2 separate regions of the Homo sapiens genome follow, and region 2 is linked to region 1. Evidence: read pairs that join two places in POLR2A ChIA-PET (ENCODE). Cell type or tissue: Caco-2. All regions are shown on one strand. Links, peaks and the distances in the headings refer to the core of each region. The heading gives the core; the rest is flanking DNA.

Region 1 (5,374 bases), core at 152-5,151:
CCTAGCTCCTACCTAAACCCTAATCTAAATAAGAGATTTTTCACTGGGTTTCTAGAACTGTGCTCCTGGAGGGCAGAGATGAGCACGTTCATTTCTGTGTCTTCAGACCTGCCTGACAGACAGAAAGTGCTCAGCAAGGTGGTTTTATGAACGGCTTTCATGCCTGACACGGACATGCCACTGCTTCCATTTACAGCAAGACGTGCCAAGTTGCAGGGATTTCTCCTGCAGAGGTATTTGTGGTGAGGAAGGAACCCTCATGACTGTTAAGTCAAGAAATCTACCTGCTGTGTGCTCAGCCTTGAGTGTCCATAGGAATGAGTATGTGGACAGGTGAGGGTCTCCAGCTGTCCTGCATGTTGGCTGAAGCTCTGTTATTGTTTTTTGTTTTTTTCTGGGATGGAGTCTCACTCTGTCTCCCAAGCTGGAGTGCAGTGGCGCGATCTTGGCTCACTGCAAGCTCCGCCTCCCGGGTTCATGCCATTCTCCTGCCTCAGCCTCCTGAGTAGCTGGGACTACAAGCACTTGCCATCACGCCCGGCTAATTTTTTGTATTTTTAGTAGAGATGGGGTTTCACCATGTTAGCCAGGATGGTCTCAATCTCCTGACCTCAAGTGATCCACCCTCGGCCTCCCAAAGTGCTGGGATTACAGGCATGAGCCACTGCACCCAGCTGTTTTGTTTTGTTTTCTGAGACAGAGATTCACTCTTGTTTCCCAGGCTGGAGTGCAATGGCATGATCTTGGCTCATTGCAACCTCCACCTCCCAGGTTTAAGTGATTCTCCTGCCTTAGCCTCCCAAGTAGCTGGGATTACAGGCATGCACCACCATGCCCAGCTAATTTTGTATTTTTAGTAGAGAAGGGGTTTCACCATATCAGTTAGGCTGGTCTTGAACTCCCGGCCTCAGGTGATCTGCCCGCCTCAGCCTCCAAAAGTGATTACAGGTGTGAGCCACCATGCCCGGCCTTGAAGCTCTGTTATTGTGCATGAGATGTCTGGCAGCCTTGTCTTCTAAGGGAGGGCCGAGTAGTATGGTGGGAAAAGCATAAGACATGGAGGGCCAGGCATGGTGGCTCACACTTGTAATCCCAGCACTTTGGGAGGCCAAGGTGGGCAGATTGCTTGAGGCCAGGAGTTTAAGACAAGCCTGGCCAACATGGTGACACCCCGATTCTACTAAAATTACAAAAACTAGTCGGGGCATGGTGGCATGCACCTGTAATCCCAGATACTCAGGAGGCTGAGGCAGGAGAATCCCTTGAACTCAGGAGGCGGAGGCTGTAGTGAGCGAGCTGAGATCAAGCCACTGCACTCCAGCCTGGGCAACAGAGTGAGACTCTGTCAAAAAAAAAAAAAAAAAAAAAAAAAGCATGAGACACGGACTCTGAGAATCTGCTTCTATACATTTACTGTGAGCTGTTATCTATCGCTGCAAAACAAACTCCCCAACACAGTGACTTAGAACTATTGAAAAAGACCTTCTCTTTGACCAAACTTGAGTCAGGCTCCCCTGAGTCTTCTTCTCAAAGAGGCTTTAACCTTGCCTGTGAAAACCGCAAAATCTCAACAGAAACAATTCTGTTCACCCTCACACTAGGAGACTTGAAAACACACTAGCTTGGTTTCTAACAGCTCGAGGTCATGTCCCTAGCATGACCCAGCTCCTCTTGAGTTCCTGCCTGGAAAAGCTCAGGGCTGCCAGCAGAATTTACTGTTTGAGATTTGCATGGACCCAATGACTGCCTTGTCTAACAATTCTCTGAAAAGGGCCCCCCACCCACTCTTAGTAAGTTTCTGCTTACGTGACTCCACCCGACCCCACCCAAGCTCCTCCTGCTTATTCCTCCTCCATCCTCCCTCATCCTCCCCTTAAAAATGCCCAGTCACTGCTGGGCGTGATGGCTCCCACCTGTAATCCCAGCACTTTGGGAGGCCAAGGTGGGTGGATCACAAGGTCAGGAGTTTGAGACCAGCCTGGCCTGGCCAACATGGTGAAACCCTGTCTCTACTAAAAATACGAAAATTAACTGGGTGTAGTGGCACGTGCCTGTAATCCCAGCTACTCAGGAGGCTGAGGCAGGAGAATCGCTTGAACCCGGGAGGGGGAGGTTGCAGTGAGCCAAGATCCTGCCACTGCCCTCCAGCCTGGGCAACAGAGGGAGACTCTGTTTCAAAAAAAAAAAAAATGCCCAGTCACCTCTGCATGGCTCAGAGTTGAGCTCAGCATGCACTGATGTCTCTCTCCCTTACTGGAGTAGTCTCAATAAAGTCCATCCTGCTGTCTTTAATAAGTGCCTGGCTCTATTTCTTTTTGACACTGCAATAAACTCTTATTAACTCACACAGTTTCAGTGGCCAGGAATTCAGGAGAGCCTTAGCTGGGTGGTTCTGGCTCAAGATCTCTCAAGATGTGGACCAGGGCTGCACTCATCTGAAGGCTCGTCTTGGGCTGGAGGGTCGGCTTCCAAGGTGGCACACTCACGTGGACGGCTTGGTGCTGGCTGTTGGTGGTAGGCCTCAGTTTCCACCATGTGGGCCTTGCCACAAGTCTGAGTGTCCTTGTGACGTGGCAGCTGGCTCCCCCCAAGAATGAAGAGAGAGCAAGCTGGGGGCTGCAGAGTCTTTAATGACCCGGCCTTGGAAGTCCCACATGGTCCCTTTTGCAGTGTCCTGTTGATTTCAGAGATTCTAGTCTCTGTGGCAGGGACTCCAAGGGTGTGGACACAGAGGCAGGAATCACTGGAGGATATCTTGGAGACTGGCTGCATGACTCAGCTTGTAATCCGTGTTGTGACCTTGGGCAGGTCACTGGAATTCTCTGGGCTGGAACAATAAGGGTAGGCGAGGCCTGACCTGTGAGGGCCCTCCTGGGCCTGACTTTACCTTCTTTTTTTTTTTTTTTTGAGATGGAGTTTTGCTCTTGTTGCCCAGGCTGGAGTGCAATGGCATGATCTCGGCTCACTGCAACCTCTGCCTCCTGGGTTCAAGTGATTCTCCTGCCTCAGCATTCCGAGTAGCTGGGACTACAGGTGCGTGCCACCACGCCTGGCTAATATTTTGTATTTTAGCAGAGATGGAGTTTCACTGTGTTAGGATGGTCTCGATCTCCTAATCTCATGATCTGCCTGCCTCAGCCTCCCAAAGTGCTGGGATTACAGGCGTGAGCCACTGCACCCGGCCGACTTTACCTTCTATTAAGCAAGAGAGTGATGTGCTGAATGAAAGAGTTAACGTGCCTACAAAAGCATTTCTCACAGAGAGGAACTCATCTGCCAGGGTCTGGCCCAGATCCTAGAATTGGGCTGCTTGTTTTGTGGGGGAGGGGGGAGGGGATCGCAGCAGCTGTCTGGGTTTCCCGTCATTTCTCCTCTCACTTCCGAGGTCAGGGAGATAGGAGGAGACATGAACAGGTGGCTCCTGACGAGGCTGGCTGGGATCAGCCCTGATACAAAGACACCAAGGATTTGGAAATGAAAATGCAAGTGGGGGAGATTGGCAGGCTGCCCTCGGAAGGAGCTGGTCCTAGTTTTGCTCCTTTGAGGAGTTTTGCACCTGATTAATGATTCTGTTCAAGATGGATTAAGCTGCTGGAACCTTTCTCCATTTAGCAGTGCCAGCTCTCTCCTCCTCTTAACGCTTTTTTTTTTTCTCGTCCCAGTCTCCCCCACCCCCAGTTTGTTCTCGGGACAAACCATCGGTCTAGGATGAACTCCGTTTTCCACTGGAAGGTCTCAAGAGGCTAAAGGCACCCCACGGGCTTCTCCCCGAGGAAGGGACTGAGGACAGAGGAGGGCCACGGTTGCAATGAGGACAGCTCCGGCTCAAAAGCGTCCCTGGACCCTTGACTCTCAGCTTGTCTTGTCTTCCTTAATAAATTTCAGTTTGCGGGGGAGGGGAGAGGGATAGCATTAGGAGATATACCTAATGCTAAATGACGAGTTAATGGGTGCAGCACACCAACATGGCACATGTATACATATGTAACAAACCTGCACATTGTGCACATGTACCCTAAAACTTAAAGTATAATAATAATAAAATTAAAACAACACCCCCTGCAGAGGTTACATTTCCCCCTTTTCTTCTGTCATCTTCTCCCTTTCCTTCCAGTGTCACATGGGGAGCAGCAAAGCCTCAAAATCATGGCCTTATAATTTTCGTCATCACTGGAATGGATTCTCAGTTTCTTCTCCATTCTTCTCCTTCCTGCAAGAACATTCTTCTAATATGTATTGATTAGCCATTTGAAAGATTGCTCTTCCTGTTTTTTGTTTGTTTGTTTGTTTGTTGAGACAGGGTCTCACTTCGTCACCCAGGCTGGAGTGCAGTGCCGTGATCTCAGCTCACTGCAGCCTCGACCTCCCAGGTTCGAGCGATCCTCCCACCTCAGACCCACAAGTTGGTCTTCCTAGTGGACAGCTGTTAAAGTGAGCTTCTGATTGGACCTTCGTTATTTTGGGGTGACGGAGAGCAGTAAAAACATAGGAGAGCTTGGTCTTCGCCTTTGATTCCCTCCGATCCTGCTGCAGCCCCTGTTTTTAACACCACTTTCCCCTTGGCTCTGCCCGCTCCTCCCCCTGCCGTGTCCCCCCCAGGCTCCCTCGCCACGTTTCAAGTTGTTCTTTATTCAGCTGGGATCCAAGGATCTCCCTCCAGAGAAAGCGGATCATTGCCGGCTCCTTCGAGTCCCGGAGTGCCAAGTCCTGCGCCCAGCACAATGGTCCTTTATACCTCGCTGTGTGCTCTCTTTCCTGGCCCCAGCTGCCCCCATGCCCTGTTTTTCCTTACTCTTTTCTGCAGTATTTTCTTTCCAGTTGACTTAGTTATTACAGTACATGGACCGGGGAGGAAAGCTCCGGAACCTGGGCCTGGCGCATGGAGTCTGAGAGCAAGTGTGGCTCCCTGGCCCTGCCATGAAGCTACCAGGAGGTGATCGGTCACATTCCTACACACAGAGCCTGGGCTCGCTTTGCTTTCATGGCAGGGGACAGAGGCAGGGCTTGTCTCCTGATAGCCAGCTTCCCTGTGGGGTCCTGGCCCTGCCAGCCTAGGACATTTCCACAAACAGAACTGAGTACTGAGTGGTGAGTGGGTGAGGCCATCATTTCTCAACTGCAGCTTAGCATGAAGTGTAATAAATAAGACTGACACGGCCGGGCGCGGTGGCTCACGCCTGTAACCCCAGCACTTTGGGAGGCCGAGGCGGGCGGAACACGAGGTCAGGAGATCCAGACCATCCTGGCTAACACGGTGAAACCCTGTCTCTACTAAAAATACAAAAAATTAGCCGGGCGTGGTGGCGAGAGCCTGTAGTCCCAGCTACTGGGTAGCCTGAGGCAGGAGAATGGCGTGAACCCGGGAGGCGGAGCT
Region 2 (5,374 bases), core at 104-5,103, 130 kb after region 1:
GACACGCAGGTGAAGGCACTCCCTAATTAGGTTTCTCAGTGTTATTGATGTTATGGGGGGAACAATTCTGGATTTTGTGGTTTCACACATTATTGAGGCAAGAGCCCATGGCTCTCAGACCCTAAATGCCAACAGCATCCTTCAACTGAAAACAACCTTACACGTTCCCAAACTGCCTTCAGTTATTCTTTGCTATTTGAATTATCTCTGGAAACCATGTCCAGCTGCATTAGAAATTATTTTCCTAGCATTAAAAATCAAAGTCAACTACTCTGAACGTTAAAGACTCCAACTCTCCTTCTATCTAGGCTCGAATAACTAAGGACAGCACAAGTTAAATCAAACAACACTGGGGAAGTTGCCTTGCTTCCAGAGCTTTTCAAAATGCACTCACAGTGGCATTCAACTCTTGCTTGTCATTATTAATTTACGGCTGAACTACCTGATTGGAAACACTATGTTAAAATGCCAATTATTAGCCCCAACCAAATGATGGTCTAAATACGGATTCAAGGGCTGGGCGCAGTGGCTCACGCCTGTAATCCCAGCACTTTGGGAGGCAGAGGCGGGAGGATCACCTGAGGTCAGGAATTCAAGACCAGCCTGGCCAACATACTGAAACCCTACTAAAAATACAAAAAATTAGCTGGGCATGGTGGTGGGCACCTGTAATCCCAGCTACTTGAGAGGCTGAGGCAGGAGAATCACTTGAACCTGGGAGACAGAGGTTGCAGTGAGCTGAGATCACGCCATTGGACTCCAGCCTGGGCGACAAGAGCGAAACTCCGTCTCAAAAAACAAAAACAAAAACACAAAAAAATGCAATTACTTTATTTCTTATTATTTAATTTTAATTTTTTTTTGAGATGGAGTCTTGTTCTGTTGCCTAGGCTGGAGTGCAGTGGTTCAATCTTGGCTTACTGCAACTTTCGCCTCCTGGGTTCAAGCAATTCTCCTGCCTCAGCCTCCCGAGTAGCTGGGATTACAGGCGTGCGCTACCGCGCCCAGCTAATTTTTGTATTTTTGGTAGAGATGGGGTTTTGCCATGTTGGCCAGGCTGGTCTCGAACTCCTGACCTCAGGTGATCTACCCACCTCGGCCTCCCAAAGTGCTGGGATTACAGGTGTGAACCACCGCACCTGGCCTTTCTTATTATTATCAACAAACCGTTGTATATTGGAGTATTCACAAATAATGTATAAGAAATCTAGGCTGGGTACAGTAGCTCATGCCTGTAACTCCCAGCACTTTGGGAGGTCAAGGCAGGAGGATCACTTGAGCCCAAGAGTTCAATATCAGCCTGGTCAATATAGTGAGACCCCAACTCTACAATTAAAAAAAAAAAAAAAAAGCCACCCATGGTGGTGTGCATCAGTAGTCCCAGCTAATTGGGAAGCTGAGGTTGGAGAATCAGTTGAACCCAGGAGGTAGAGGCTGCAGTGAGCCAAGACTGCACCAAATTTCCACCATAATCTTACATACAACTTGCAATTCTAAATTTACCTTAAGAAGAAATTTAAAAAATGATTCCACCTCAGCCTCTCAAGTAGTTGGGACTACAGGCATGTGTCATCATGCCTGGCTAATTTTTGTATTTCTTGTAAAGACTGGGTTCCACCATGTTGCCCAGGCTGGTCTTGAACTCCTGGGCTCAAGTGGTCTGCCTGCCTCAGCCTCCCAAAGTGCTGGGATTACAGGCATGAGCCACCATGCCTGGCTTCAGCTTTCTTATAGCATAGTATGTTATCAGTTCTCATAGACTTCTCTTTTGTATTTAAGAATTCTACACATGGCTGGGCATAGTGGCTCACATCTGTAATCCAGCACTTTGGAAGCTGAAGTGGGAGGATCACTTGAGCCCAGGAGTTCATGACGAGCCTGGGCAACATAGGGAGACCCTGCCTTTACAAAAAATTAAAAAAAAGAAATAGCCGGGCGTGGTAGCATGTGCCTACAGTCCCAGTCTCAGCTACTCAGGGTGAAGTGGGAGCCTGTGAGGTTGAGGCTACGGTGAGCCATGATCATGCCACTGCACTCTAGCCCAGACAACAGAGGGAGACCCTGTCTCTAAAAAGAAAAGAAAAGAAAAAAAAAAAGATTCTAGGCTCAAGGAGTAAAACTATTTTCATATTAACAATTGTCCATCTAATTAAAAGTTAACATAGCAACTAAACCTGTATTCCACCCAGATGTTCAGTGTGCCCTCTCTTACTATGTTACTGAGGAGCTATGCTGAACCCGCCACTCCTGCCAAGCATCTTTTACTGCCCTATGTGATAGAGAACAAGGGACCATGCAGAAGCGCAGACGGGGAAACCAAGAAGCAGACCACAGCAAATCCTCCCTCTCCTGCTCCCATAGAGGCAGCCAGAGAGGCCGACCCACAGCTACTCACCTTTCTAGAGTACTGCATGCCTTAAAGAGGCTGCTTCAGACATATCCTGTTTGCTCCTAATAACACTGAGGTAGGGAAAGCAAACTCTATCATCTCCCATCATCACACAGATCACACTATATAATCACTATTTACTTGATTACATTTCCTGCTAGCTTCTCTAAGGTTGGGACTTGAGTATTCTGTCCCCAGCACAAAACCCAGGATCTTCTGAATGTGCTTCATCAGTTACCTTCTTCTCAAGATCCTCTTGAGAGACATCTAAAGAATAAAAATATAAGTCTTGGTTTGTGAGGGTTAAGGGCCTAAAAGCCAATTGTGAAACTGGCATTTTAAATGGAAGCGGGTCTGGTAGGGAATGACAGGTGGAGTGTGTGGCTTTGGTGGCAGAGTTCAGCAGGTAAGAAAGTCCTAGACCAGGGTTGACACAGGGACCAACATAGGAGGCAAAGCAAGAGGAGCAAACTGCCAGGTGTGGAGCCTGCTGCCCAGAGACCACAGGGTGCTCACACTTAGCGTGGTGAGGGCCTCAGTTCTGCAGGTGATATGGTTAGGCTGTGTCCCCACCCAAATCTCATTTGAAATCCCACGTATTGTGGGAGGGACCCAGTGGGGGTAATTGAATCATGGGGGCGGGTCTTTCCTGTGCTGTTCTCGTGATAGTGAGTAAGTCTCATGGGATCTGATGCTTATTATAAGGGAGAATTTTCCTGTACAAGCTCTCTTTGCTTGCTGCCATCCACGTAGGATGGGACTTGTTCCTCCTTGCCTTCTGCAATGATTGTGAGGCTTCCCCAGCCACATGGAACTGTAAGTCCAATTAAACCTCTTTCTTTTGTAAATTGCCCAGTCTTGGGTATGTCTTTATCAGCAGCGTAAAAATGGACTAATACAGCAGGTAAACCTAATGTGGTGACTTAAAAGTTCTCAAAGATAGGCTTGGAAGTACCTGCACAAATCAAATACAGACATAAAGTAGACTTTTTTTGAGACAGGGTCTCATTCTGTCGCCCAGGCAAGAGTGTAGTGGCGTGACCTCAGCTCACTGCAACCTCCGCCTCCCAGGCTCAAGCCATCCTCCCACCTCCGCCTCCTGAGTAGCTGGGACCACAGGTGTGTGCCACCACACCTGGGTAATTTTTGTATTTTTTTTGTAGAGATGGAGTCTTGCTGAGTTGCCCAGGGTGGTCTCAAACCCCTGGGTTCAAGTGATCCACCTACCTCAGCCTCCCAAAGTGCTAGACTTATAGGCATGCACCACCACACCCAACCCAAAGTAGAAATTTTTAGTTCACATAATTCACATTGAGTATTCCAGCAAAAATTTAGCTTTCAAAATGGTATGGGTTTTTTAAAATGTTATCTCTAGGTGTCACAAAATGAAAATGTCCTACAGCCACTAAAATTTAAGATTCAAGATGGTAAGCCGGGCGCGGTGGCTCACGCCTGTAATCCCAGTACTTTGGGAGGCTGAGGCAGGTGGATCACCTGAGGTCAGGAGTTCAAGACCAGCCTGGCCAACATGAAGAAACCCTGCTTCTACTAAAAATATAAAAATTAGCTGGGCATGGTGGCACGTGCCTGTAATCCCAGCTACTTGGGAGGCTGAGGCAGGAGAACTGCTTGAACCTGGGAGGCAGAGGGTTGCAGTGAGCCCAGATTGCGCCATTGCACTTCAGCCTGGGCAACAGGAGTGAAACTCCATCTCAAAAAAAAAAAAAAAAAAAGATTCAAGATGGTAGGTAATAAGGGGCTGGTTATAGCAGACTGGGAGTAATCCACACAGAAATAATAGAGAAAAAACAAAAATCTCTTTGATGGGTGGGTATTATGGACCTAAAATTAAGGCCAAAACTAAATTTTTGAGATATATCCACAGTTAGAAGACGCATTAGAAGACAGCTAAAACAGAAATTTAATAGGAAAACCAGGAAGAAAAACATTACAGGGCAAAAGAGAATGTTTCAAGAAAATGAAACTACTAAATAATAAATATAGCAGAAAAGTCATGACAATGAAAAACAGCAGGGAAAAGATCACTGAGTTTGTCCAAAATAGTGACCTTGGAGCATTAATTGTGTAGTCCGCAAAAGCACATTTAACATCTCATTTTGTGAACCAAACTTTTAAAACTGAGATACTCAGAAGACAGGAGACAACGGCACTAGCCTAGGCATTCACTGCTTCTAGAGTAACAGCAAGGACAGAGTGGATTCCCGACGAGTGAAACTGAGGCAAAGAAGTTGAAGGTTAAATCCCTGCCTAAGAGATACTCTTTTTCTTTTACACATTAATAGCAAAGCAGGTATAAAAAAGGCTTTTATAACAACCGGGAAGACACTGCAAACTTGCAAGAGACACATGAATTATCATTAAGGTCCTTGAACTAAATTCCTCACAAATATGTTTAATGATGAACTGAAATCAGTTTTACTGATTTTATAAACATTTACTGTTTGATCCTCAAGATCAAAACCTGTAATCAAATATTATGTCCTACAGAAGGGACATCATCCTTTTCAATGTACTTGAAGTCACCGTCTCATATGTTTCTGTGGCTGCTACAGCATCCTTGTCCAGCCAAATTATGGAACGTGACAACTCGCAGTAAAAAAATCCCTAAGGTTTGGCACTTGAAGATATTAAACTAAATCAGAAAATCTGGATGATTTGGCCTTGACAGTTCCTCTTACAAATAGAACGCTGTAAGGAGTTTGGGTAACAGATTGTCAGAAAGAGTTCTGAATCTAAAGATCCTTCAAAATAAGGAAAAGAAAGGAAAAGCCAAAAAAGCTATCATCTTGGTACCAGCCTACCAATTATATAACAAATATGTTGAATTTGCAGATTATAATCATTATAGAAGTAAAGAAGTAATGAATTGGTACATGGTACTGAATAACTCCTATCCAAAAAAGCATTAAAAATATGTTTACAGGTTGGGCGTGGTGGTTCACGCCCATAATCCCAGCACTTTGG

The links. ChIA-PET counts read pairs that join two places held together with the same protein. Peaks named below come from ENCODE experiments on the same cell type or tissue, not always from the same donor. Only the 100,000 strongest peaks of a DNase experiment are listed, where the experiment ranks them.
Region 2: POLR2A ChIA-PET joins it to region 1 with 7 read pairs; 2 of 35 experiments call an interaction of 5 or more read pairs at or near these places.

The regions. Positions count from the first base shown.
Region 1 is chr7:152,519,360-152,524,733 of GRCh38, forward strand. No RefSeq gene overlaps it. Among named protein-coding and RNA genes, the nearest start is that of LINC01003, 58 kb to the left of the region's middle. In Caco-2, for the core only: no CTCF peak of the experiment used is centred there; a DNase peak (open chromatin) is centred at 2,792.
Region 2 is chr7:152,650,095-152,655,468 of GRCh38, forward strand. All of the region lies in intron 2 of XRCC2 (X-ray repair cross complementing 2), which reads right to left. Among named protein-coding and RNA genes, the nearest start is that of XRCC2, 23 kb to the right of the region's middle. In Caco-2, for the core only: no CTCF peak of the experiment used is centred there; no DNase peak of the experiment used is centred there.